Regions from separate parts of the Homo sapiens genome. Here region 1 is linked to region 2. Evidence: read pairs that join two places in POLR2A ChIA-PET (ENCODE). Cell type or tissue: B cell. All regions are shown on one strand. Links, peaks and the distances in the headings refer to the core of each region. The heading gives the core; the rest is flanking DNA.

Evidence for each region. Peaks named below come from ENCODE experiments on the same cell type or tissue, not always from the same donor. Only the 100,000 strongest peaks of a DNase experiment are listed, where the experiment ranks them.
Region 1: POLR2A ChIA-PET joins it to region 2 with 7 read pairs; 2 of 35 experiments call an interaction of 5 or more read pairs at or near these places.

Annotation. Positions count from the first base shown.
Region 1 is chr1:159,834,132-159,839,506 of GRCh38, reverse strand. SLAMF8 (SLAM family member 8) reads right to left here. Exons shown (of 5, transcript NM_020125.3): 5 at 2,015-4,323. The coding sequence ends at 4,247. It overlaps SNHG28 (small nucleolar RNA host gene 28), which reads left to right. Exons shown (of 5, transcript NR_147125.1): 4 at 1,480-1,590; 5 at 3,352-5,029. Among named protein-coding and RNA genes, the nearest start is that of SLAMF8, 9.9 kb to the right of the region's middle. In B cell, for the core only: no CTCF peak of the experiment used is centred there; a DNase peak (open chromatin) is centred at 3,176.
Region 2 is chr1:160,075,620-160,080,994 of GRCh38, reverse strand. No RefSeq gene overlaps it. Among named protein-coding and RNA genes, the nearest start is that of KCNJ9, 3.2 kb to the left of the region's middle. In B cell, for the core only: CTCF peaks have their summits at 1,999 and 2,214 (motif pointing right); a DNase peak (open chromatin) is centred at 2,184; H3K27me3 peaks cover 2,289 bases.

The DNA of each region.
Region 1 (5,375 bases), core at 212-5,211, 240 kb after region 2:
GTTAACCCAGTTAATGCTTCTGACAAGAAGTTCTACAGCTCCTCCCCACCCCATCAAAGAGGAGGGCCCTTGGCCTCAAATAGGCCAATCAGGCTCTGTTGGTGGGGAGTTGAATCTTCAGTGAGCAACTGGGGAAGAGAAAACAGAACAGAACTATTTTCGGAGGCCCCGAGGCCTGCATCCTCAAGGCTACCTGGCTTTGTCTTTTCTGAGGCTCGGTCAACATTTTCCTTGGTTCTCTGAGTTACTCACATCTTTCTAATACATTTCCTCTTTTACTTTAGTTAAAACCAGAGTTGGTTTCTGTTGCTTGCCTCCAAAGAACCCTGACTGATATAAGTGTTTTCCTGTTATTTTTAAATCTTCTAAAGTATTGCTCTGAGATGGTTTCTGCTTAAGCAGATTCATTGAAACAGTTTACTTCATATTTGGATTTTTCCATTTGTCAGAACATTCTTCCTTGGTAGTGTGGTGCAGTAGAAGGGACTGGACTGATTTAGATAATCTAAAGGTAATTCTGACTGTGCCACTAATTATGTAATTTCAGAGGAGTAACATTCTCTTTGGATTTCAGTTTCCACATGAGAAATAAAAAAACTTGAACTGAGTAACCACAGATTTCCTTCCAGCTTTAAGATCCTATTATTCATATGAGTCAATATCTGCCTTTTAGTGATATGCTCCATTGGCCCCAGTTACATGGTCTGGGCTTATGTGATAACCCTTCAAATATTTGAGAACCTATGCTCCTGCGAGTGTTTTGTTCTAGGCCCAACATAACCAGTTTCTGTAATCATTTCTCATATGGTAAGGTTTTTAGACTTTTCACCATTCTGGTCATTCTCTTCCAGACACTCCAGTTTTTCAGTGTCTTCCTGAAAGTGTGGCTTCGAGACCTGGACCTGGACTAGTCATGCTGTGGGAGTCTCCCCACTACTTACCCGTGTGCTCAGCCTGCCCCTCCTGGCACATAATGTTGACTAAGGCACAGCCCAAGGGGAGGCAGCCACCATAACTTTCCTAGATCTAGGGATAGTTATTTTTTGTCATTTTAGAGGCCCTTCCTTCAGGCTGCATGCAGAACAGATGCAGGTAGCCATGAAGCCAAATCTGGAAGGAGATGATGCTTCCTCTGAAGATCAGTAAGTAACCAAGAGTGATTAACTGAACAGGTGCTAGTTCTTAATACACATGGAAGAAAGATTTGCTACAGGTGTCATTAATGTTTGCAGCAGTTTTTTTTTTTTTTTTTAATTGAGACGGAGTCTCACTCTGTTGCCCGGGCTGAAGTGCAGTGGCACAATCTCAGCTCATGCAGCAGTTTTTTTAAAAATGAGGCACTGAATGTTCATGTCTCCATTGATGAGAAAAATGTCCTCTCTAACCCTTTTCTTATGCTATTCCCCTTTCCTATTCTCTCTGATATCATGTTTCATGAGCCCTTTGCCCTAGCAGCTCTTGTATTTGTCTTTTGTACAGGAGAACAGATGCAAAAACTATTGCTCAAGGAAAATAAAGTGAAAACGAGGAAAAGCAAAAGAAGATCTGGAGAGGGCTCTCACCTGACCACAAGCATCCTGGAGCAATGAGGTAGAGGGTGTTCTGGGAGGAGTCTGATATCTGGACTCTCGAGGGGTTCTTTCTGTCATTGTAACTCCAACAAAGGGGCATTCCGACGAAGTCCCATATGATGTGGCCCCAGGCCATCTCTCTGTACTCTTGTCCTTCCCCTCTCTCTCCCTTGTTTGGATCCAGCCCCTCTGGCCTCCACTCTCTTCTTTGCAAACACCAACCATGCTGCCATTTTAGGGCCGTTGCATTTTCTGGTCTCTTTGTCTGGAACACTCTGTCACTGCATGCTCACTCCTCCACTTCACTGGGCCTCTGTTCAAATGTCACCCCATTGAGGGTGTCATCTGATTGCTTTATCTAAGACAGACCCTGTCTCCCCAACAGATTGTTCTCTAGCCCTTTACTCTGCCTTGTCTTTAACAGAAACTAACAACATCTGACATATGCTTACTTGTTTATTTATATTATCCAGACCATAAACTCTCAAAGGCAAGGGTTTCGCTTGACTACTGATTCCCAAGTGCCAAGAAATGTACCCAGCACATGCAGCGCCCTCAATCAATATTTGTTGTGGTGTGACTTACAAAGCATCAGTCTCAATGCTCATTAGCACAAAATTGGTCTCACAGAAGCACTTTGTGTTTTTTTGGTGGAGGGTTAATTAGTCCACTAGTTGACAAGTGAGTCATTAAGGATGGGAACTTTATTAGAGCAGTGTGGATCTGTTCAACAAGGCCCTGGTGCACCACGCTACAAACCACTGTCGAAATGAGGTTGCTAAGAGTCACCTTGTGGAGGGAGAGCTGCAGGTCCCATCTCATCCAGAGCTGCTTTGATCTGAGGTGGGGCCCTGGAGATGAACGAAAGAAAGGTGGGGAGTGCTGTGTATTTTTTCCCCACAAATCCACCAGGGCTCATTGTCAGATCCTGGGCTTTCCTTTCCACATCATTTTTAGGGACTGAGGCCAGTTTTGCATGATTCAGTGACCAGGCATGTGGCCTGACTGTAGGTGGCAGGTGGGGATGGTGCAAGCTGACAGGTTGAGTGGCCATGGACCCTGTTCAGGTAATCTTGGGGGAAGGTGATAGGAGAGAAGTGGGTGTGGGAAAGGGATGAGAATTTGATAAAGCCAGGTTACCAACAGGGAACCTCTGAGCAGGCCAGGCAGGGAGGATCTGGGAACAATCGAGTGGAAGAGTGGTGATGTGGATCTGGAGGCCAGCTGTGCTGATCCTTTGTCCAAGGTGAAGTGATTGCCCAGGAACTGGGGAGAAGAGGGAAGGTCCTTGGACAGGGCTGACATCCTAGGTGGGGAGATTGAAGCCACCCTGGGAAAATAGTACTTCAAACCCACCCCTGTTTCTTCAATACCTCTTTCCTCGCTGTTATCAAGACTGGATTGAGGCCCCAGAAAAAATCCAGTTACACCTGGGTGAGAGAAACTGTGAACCTTATCAGCTAATAATCCCCGAAGGTAAGTTTAGCTCCTTAAGTGTTTTTCCAGTAGTGATCAATACTCCAGAGCTTTTCTAGACAGAATCATTCAGGGGCAGAATGTATTTTCCTAAGATGGCCACAATAAAAAGTTTGATGGAGTCAGAGTGACCTCTACAGTCCTGCTGTTGGGCTGTGGGGTCTTTGTCCCCTCCCCTTGAACTAAGGTAAGTCTTCTGCATTTGCATTTGAAAATGAATGTGGCAGATTCTAGAGTGCCTCAGTACCCTTTCTCTCCATAATGTTCCTTCTGCATAGCGTTTTATGGTTCTTCACTCTCTCAGTTTCAGGCAGGAAGACTCATCCTGAGCTGAGCTGCTTTTCTTGAAGTTGTGCAAGAACGTCCTGTTGGCTGGGGCAAATTCAGTATTTCTTTTCCTGGCCACTGTGCTGGAGCGTGAGGAAAGACTCTCCACCCTCACTCCCAGATCCTGCAGGAGGCGTGAGAGCGGATGGAGATGGTGAGGATGTCTATTAATATGGTGTTTCCTGCAAAACGGTGCCCATCTCAACCATGGGTTGTCAACCATCCTCGGTGTCTACAACTGCAATTTACCTTTGAGGGCCCATGAACTCTGATTACCTGAAAGTCCTTAGGCCAGAAAGAGAAACCCCTGTCCCCCACCTCTCACTTTCACCTATTTCTAGACCTTTTCTTACAGCAATGCCTTGGCCCTCAGGAAGCATCAGATCTCAAACTGCAGGGTCTGGGGCTGAAGCTGATGCTGGCATGGGTGACTCAGAGTTCCTCTATTAGTTCAAATATGTAATATCTTTTAGAGCCTAGGACTCAGGCTGGAGGCAATTCCTTGGTGCCAGTTGGTTAATACTTTATGAATAGTGGTGGGGGAGGGAATGCCTTGGACTATTAATGTCCCCATGGATCTGGATCCTGGAGAACTTCCAGTGTCCTGGATGGAATGTTCTGCTTGGCTCATCTTGCCCAGAGAAGAGCCAGGATATGAGAAGATGGGAGAGGGAAGGGGGAGGTGTGAAACGTGCTGGTGCTTCCTGTCCTCGTGGTGTGATGGCTGCCCAGGCTGCTCCTTCGAGGCAGGACAGGATTCCCATGGGAGATATGAGGACCATGGTGATTTCCAGGCACCAGTTATGTCCCAGAGCATCGTGTGCCTGTGCAGTGGGGTTACTGATAGTCCAGGCATCAGTTCATATTGTCCTTTATGGCAGATCCTGCACAAGGGGGTTCTCTGTCTCTGGACCCACTCTGTCAGCATGGACATCCTTTTTCTTTTTCCCTGGTAAGGACATCAGAAAGAAAGTTACCCCTCCAGTGTTTGGAGTCTTGGAATCCTTGGCCTGCCTGCAGGCCTCTGAATCCTCAGTGTGTTAGCCCAAGGTCACCTTAGGTAAAGGAACATTTCTCCTGGTCTTCCAACACCCTGGAAAGGGAGGCTCTTCAAGAATAGGAAATTCTTCCTAGTATCTAACCTTGGCCTGCAACTATGCCATACATTTAATTGTAGAAGGTATGGAAAGTTAGGACTGTGGTGGACCCAGTTAAATCACTGGACAGAAGCCATGAGGCAGAGCCAGAACCAGCTTCTGGACTCCCTGCATGGAGCTTTCTACTATCCCAGGTTGTTGGGTCCCTTCTCAGTGGCCAAAGATGCTATTTTATGAGCCTTGAGGACATGACACTAAGTGAAAAAAGCCTGGCCAAAGGGCCACATAGTGTATAGTTCTATTTATATGAAATGTCCAGGAAAGACAAAAGCATAGAGGCAGAAAGCAGACTAGTGCTGTGGGAGGAATGGGGGATTTGGGAGGTGATGGCTAAGGGGTTATGGGGTTTTGGGGGAGGTAATAGAAATGTTTTAAAATTGGTTGTGAAGGTGGATGCCCAACTCTGCGAATACACTAAAAGGCATCGAATTGTATACTTTAAATAGGTGAATTGTATGCTATGTGAATTATATCTCAATAAAGGTATTTTTTCCCTGCTGTTTTCCTGGCTTCCACTTTCTTATCACAAATCCTGGGGACTCTTGGGGCAGGGGCCAGGGGCCAGGGGCCAGGGCAATACCCTCCCACAGCAGATGGGGCCTTCAGGTGGAGTGCAGGCTCAGCTGTTCCCTCTTGCCCTTCTCTCTGCTGGAGAGAATGAACAGGAATCAGCATTGCCTGTCCCCATGCTTAGAGGCTGGACCCAGACCCTGCCTTCTGGGACACACCCACCATAGTGAGGGCTCAGTGACTCCTCCTTGCTGACTCCCTTTCTCCACCTTGGGACAAGCCAGCTCCGACAGCCTGGCATGGAAATGACCACGGAGCCCTGGTCAGTCGGGTA
Region 2 (5,375 bases), core at 211-5,210:
TCACTTCACTTCCCTGAGCCACAGTTATTCCATCTGTACCAGGGTGTGGACAAGAGCAAATATCCCCTTTCTGCCTGCTTCACAGAGTCAGCAGATCAAACGAAGAAAAAACAAACAAACAAAAACCAAAAAAACCACAAAGGGCTTTGAAATGTGTTTTATTCATAGCAAAAACCCTAGAAACAACCCAAATGTCCACCAGAGAGAAAAGCCTAGGTTAGGGCTTACTAAGTATTCACTCGGCAAACTTCTGCGGAGCCCAAGTGCCAGGCAGTGTGTTAGATGGGGTGGTTACAGAATGGGTGAGTCCCTGCCCACAAGGAGCTCATTAACCCAGGAGGGATAAAGACACACAAACACACAGTGGCTGCTGCTACTAATTCACTGAGCATGGGATATGAACGAGACACATGCCTCATGTCATCCCCATGGCAACTCTATAAGACAGGTGTTATTTTTCCCAGTTATAGATGAGGAAACTGAAACAGAGACATGTTAAGTAATTTATCGAATGTCACAGAGTTGGGCAGAGACAGGAGCCAAACTCCCACATCTGTATCACCTCATGCTTTGTAAATTGTTTTAAAAGAAGACTTCTTAAAGGGTAGTTTTAGATTCAGAGCAAAACTGAGAGGAAAGTTATAGAGATTTTCCGTATGCCCCCTGTCCCCACACATCCACCAGAATGGCACATTTGTTACAAGTGATGAAGCTACATTGACATCATAATCGCCCAAAGTCCATAGCTGACATTAGGGTTCACTTTTGGTGTTGTACACTCTGTGGGTTTGGACAAATATATAATGATGTGTATCCACCATTATAGTCTCATTGCTGTAAAAGTCCTCTATGCTCTGCCTAGTCAATCCCCCTTCCCTAACCCCTGGCAACAACTGCTCTTTTTCCTGTTTCCATAATTTTCCTTTTCCAGAATGTCATGTCGTTGGAATTGTACAATATGTAGCCATTTCAAATTGGCTTCTTTCACTTAGTAATGTAAATTTAAGGTTCCTCCATGTCTTTTCATGGCTTTGTAGTTCATTTCTTTTTGGCACTGAATAATATTCCATTTCAGGATGGCCATGGTTTATTTATCTATTTACCTACTGAAGGACATCTCGGTTGCTTTCAAGATTTGGCCATGATGAATACAGCTGCTATAAACATCCATCGGCAGATTTTCATGTGGACGTAAGTTTTCATCTCCTTTGGGTAGATACCAAGGAGCATGATTCCTGGATCGTATGGTAAGAGTATGTTTAGTTTTTTAGGAAACTGCCACACTTTCTTCCAAAGTAGCTGTACCATTTTGCATTCCCATCAGCCACGAATTCCTGTTCCTGTTGCTCCACATTCCTGCCAGCATTTGGTGTTGTCAGCCTTAGCCTAGTGTGCCTCAGTAATGTAATATCTGTGGAATATTAATATCATGGGTTACTGTAAAGCCATAATAATTGCTGTGTTTAAATATGTGAATGTGTATATAACACACTGTTACATAAAAAAGCAGAACCTAAAAATATTCTTAGAAATTGATCATGACTATATTGAAATAGCTTCAGGAACACTGATAAAAATCAGAACAAAATTTGGAGAAACAGAAATATCTTATTGTTTATTTTTCCCCAGGGAAATAATGAAGAGAAGAAAGTGGTTTACAAACGCAAAGTGTTGTTGCTGTTGTTATCAGTATTATTATATCCCAGATATGGATCTATTCTTATCCAGATCCTTTAAATTTGGATCAAGAAAATATGAGCTAGAGGAGCAGGAAGACATAGAGATGGACACGGAGGGCTAGAAGCTCCTGGAATGACCTGGCAAGGTGGGAAATTCGGTACTGGATAATATAAGCTCAGGAGGCAATGACTTGGGTTCAAATCCCACCTCTGTCCACTACTAGCTGGGTGAACCTGAGCAATTATTTAACCCGTTAAACCTCAGATTCTTCATCTAAAAAAAAGAAAACCATATTATTCATCTCTTAGAGGGTTGTCATGAAGACTACATAAGGCAATGCCTGACACATTGTTAGTACTCAGTAAATGCTAGCTACTGTCTTCCTCTTCCTCCTCCTCATTGTCTTCTTCATGGTCATCATCATTGTCACTGTCATCACCATCATCTCAGGGATGTCCTGAAAGCCCCACCCTGCCTGTGCCACCTTCCTCTGTTCTGGCACCACCCTGTGAGGCCTGCAGGGGGCGCCCCCGGTATACTGCCCTCTCCTCAGCTCTCTTGCTGGTGATTCTTGTTGTTCCAAGTGGAAATATCGAGTTTTCAGCCCGAGATTGGCATCAAGAGTGCTGTTAAAGCCCCAGTCAACATCCCCGTCTCCTGGGCCTGGTCCTGTCACCCGAGCTTTGGGACTGCTAGCCTGCCCTTCTCTGTCCTGCCAAGCAGCTGCTCACATTGGTTCCACTGTGCCAGGAGCTCAGAGAGAAGAAACCAAACTCCTGGGCAAGAACACATTTGCATAGAGCTGGCCCTATTTGCTGGAGGGGGCATCACTGGCAGGGCCCTCCACAAGGCAATTTCAGCCAGCCCCTCGCCTCAGTCCAGGTGCCCCTGAACCTAGCCTGGCTGACAAGGAAGAAGACTACCACTCCCTCACCTGATTCACTCATCCTGCAGGTCCTAGACTTTACCTGTTATCTAACCTCAGTTCCTTATTTATCACTGAGCTGAACTGAGGCAGGAGAAAAAAAGTTTTCCCAGGCACCAGGACACAAAAGCATAGACAAGATTCTAGCTTTTGGCTTGGCACGGTGGCTCGAACCTATAATCCCAGCACTTTGGGAGGCTGAGGTACACGGATCGCTTGAACCCAGGAGATGGAGACCAGCCTGGGCAACATGGCGAAACCCTGTCTCTACAAAAAATACAAAATTAGATGGGTGTAGTGGTATGTGCATGTGGTCCCAGCCACCTTGGAGGTTGAGGTGGGAGGATCACCTGAGCCTGGGAGCTCAAGGCTGCAGTGAGCCGTGATTGCGCCACTGCACTCCAGCCTGGACAACAGAGTGAGACCTTGTCTCAAAAAAAAAAAAAAAAAAAAAAAAAAAAAAGGAACCGTGGTGCAAAATAGGAAAAGAGCTTAAAAAGAGCCTACTGTGGCCTGTCACTTGGAGAACAGGGAACAGGTGATACTTTTGGGAGAAAATAAAAGGTTCCCTTCCTCCAGCAGACACAGCTCTGAGCTGGGTGCAGGAATTGGCAAGCTGAATGCAGTTCAGTCCTCAACTTGCCCCATCAGCAGGTGCCTTTGTGGCAGCCCTGAGATCAGCCAAACTGGGGAGGCTTCCCTGGACAAGATCATGAGACATCTTGTGCAAAATCTGGCAAGTGGAAGAGGAAGCATGATGGGGAAGACAGCAGACAGTTGAGGATATGAGTTTAGTGGAGCAGGGAGGCCAATCTGGTTGATTGCAAAAATTTGTATAAATTCAAGGGGGATGGGGCTCTAGAAAACTCAGAGCAGAGGAAAGATATGGTTGAAGGAGTAGATGTGGCAAATGACTGAAGCTGAAGATTAGAGTGAAATGGGGAGAAGCAGAGCACAGCTCCAGGCCAGACGGAGGCAATTTCAGCCAGCCCCTTGCCTCAGGCTGGGTTCCTGAGGCTGAGGAGCTTGCTGCCTTTCTGGCTACTTTCAGCAGAGCAGGAGGATCAGAAGCCTTCACACAGAGTTCTATCTTGCTTTATAGGACTGGGTAGAGATAGGCTAAGATTTAAAAGTTATATGACGGTTAGAGGTGGTACAGGATTAGCCCTTACTTTACAGGTAGGAATAGGTCCCAAGAACATAGTCAGGACTAAGACTCAGGCCACCCGACTCGAGATTCCTCGTGTTTCTTTATTCCCAGTTGCCTCCCTCCTATCACAGTGCATTGGATGTTAATGGAATTTCTATCAATTGGACCCAACTGGAAAGGTACTAGAAGTCCCTAGTTAGAGAAATTTGTTTTTTTCTTTTTTCCTTTTTTTTTATTCCTTTTTGAGACAGAGTTCCGCTCTGTTGCCCAGGCTGGAGTGCAGTGGCGCGATCTCCGCTCACTGCAACCCCCACCGCCCGGATTCAAGTGATTCTCTTGCCTCGCCCTCCTGAGTAGCTGAGATTACAGGCACACACCACTATGCCTGGCTAATTTTTTTTTTTTTTTTGTATTTTCAGTAGAGATGGGGTTTCACCATGTTGGCCAGGCTGGTCTTGAACTCCTGACCTTAGGTGATCCACCCACCTTGGCTTCCCAAAGTGCTGGGATTACAGGCATGAGCCACCGTGCCTGGCCATGTTTTTCTTTTTTAAAGGAAAGAATTCTTTAGTAGGTAACTAACTATTCCCTAAATTATGTCTTATAAATGTGGGTTTGTGTATATTGCATTTATTTAAAGGGGGTGATCTACTTACATAATGATTCGTTAGTGACTAGGGGAATGTAGCTCAGTCCTTCTCTTGGATTTCTCCTCTGCGGCCTGAGTCATTCAGCTATGAGATGCTCCACTACTAATGGAATTTGTTCAGCACTGTGGGATGTGAGCACCAAAACGCCACTTGGAATCCTGAATCCTGTGGTGAGCCATGCCAGTGTCTCTGTTCTTTCTAGCCACTTCCCCTGACTTGTTAAATACTAACTATTCTGAGTCTCTATCATGCCTCCCAACCCAAAGCTTTCCTGATTCCCTCTGTCCACATCTGCTTTGCCCAGCGCAAGCCCCTCAGACTGCTGCCCACTTGTGGATTCTTTCTAAAACAGGTGACACACCCCAACTCTCCTCCTCCTCTGCTCTGAGGTAGCCTCTGCCCCATTATAAATGAAGTAAAAGTAGAGATGAGGCCAAAGCTGGAAGCAGTGAGTCTGAAAGGAGAAATGGAGGAGAATAAGGAAGACGCAAGTTGGGAAACTGAAAGAAGAGAGAGGGGTCCTCAAAAAGAGAAGTTTCCTCTGTCATGTTTCATGGTGGACATTGGATGTTGTAATTCTGGGGAATTTTTCATACCAACATGTACTCAGGGGTCATAGCCTCTGGTTGGCAAGATTGTGTTTAAAACGTGCAAATTCCCTCTGGCATTATTCTGAGACAAGCTTTGGGGTCAAATATATGTGGATTCAAATCTCAAAACACTTTCCAGCTATGTTACCATAGGCAAACCACTTAACTCCTCAGAACTTCAGTTTCCCCATCTTCTGATCTATCTGATGTAGTAAACACTCACAAATATTAGTGTCCTATGCCCCTTATTACTGATTCCCTACTGGGCTCCTAGAGACTGTCCTAGGACTTCTCTTTTGCAAACAAATTTAAAAATGAAAACCTGACATTTGATATGTACAAAAGAATATAGATGGTGGACATATGTCTATATGTTATAA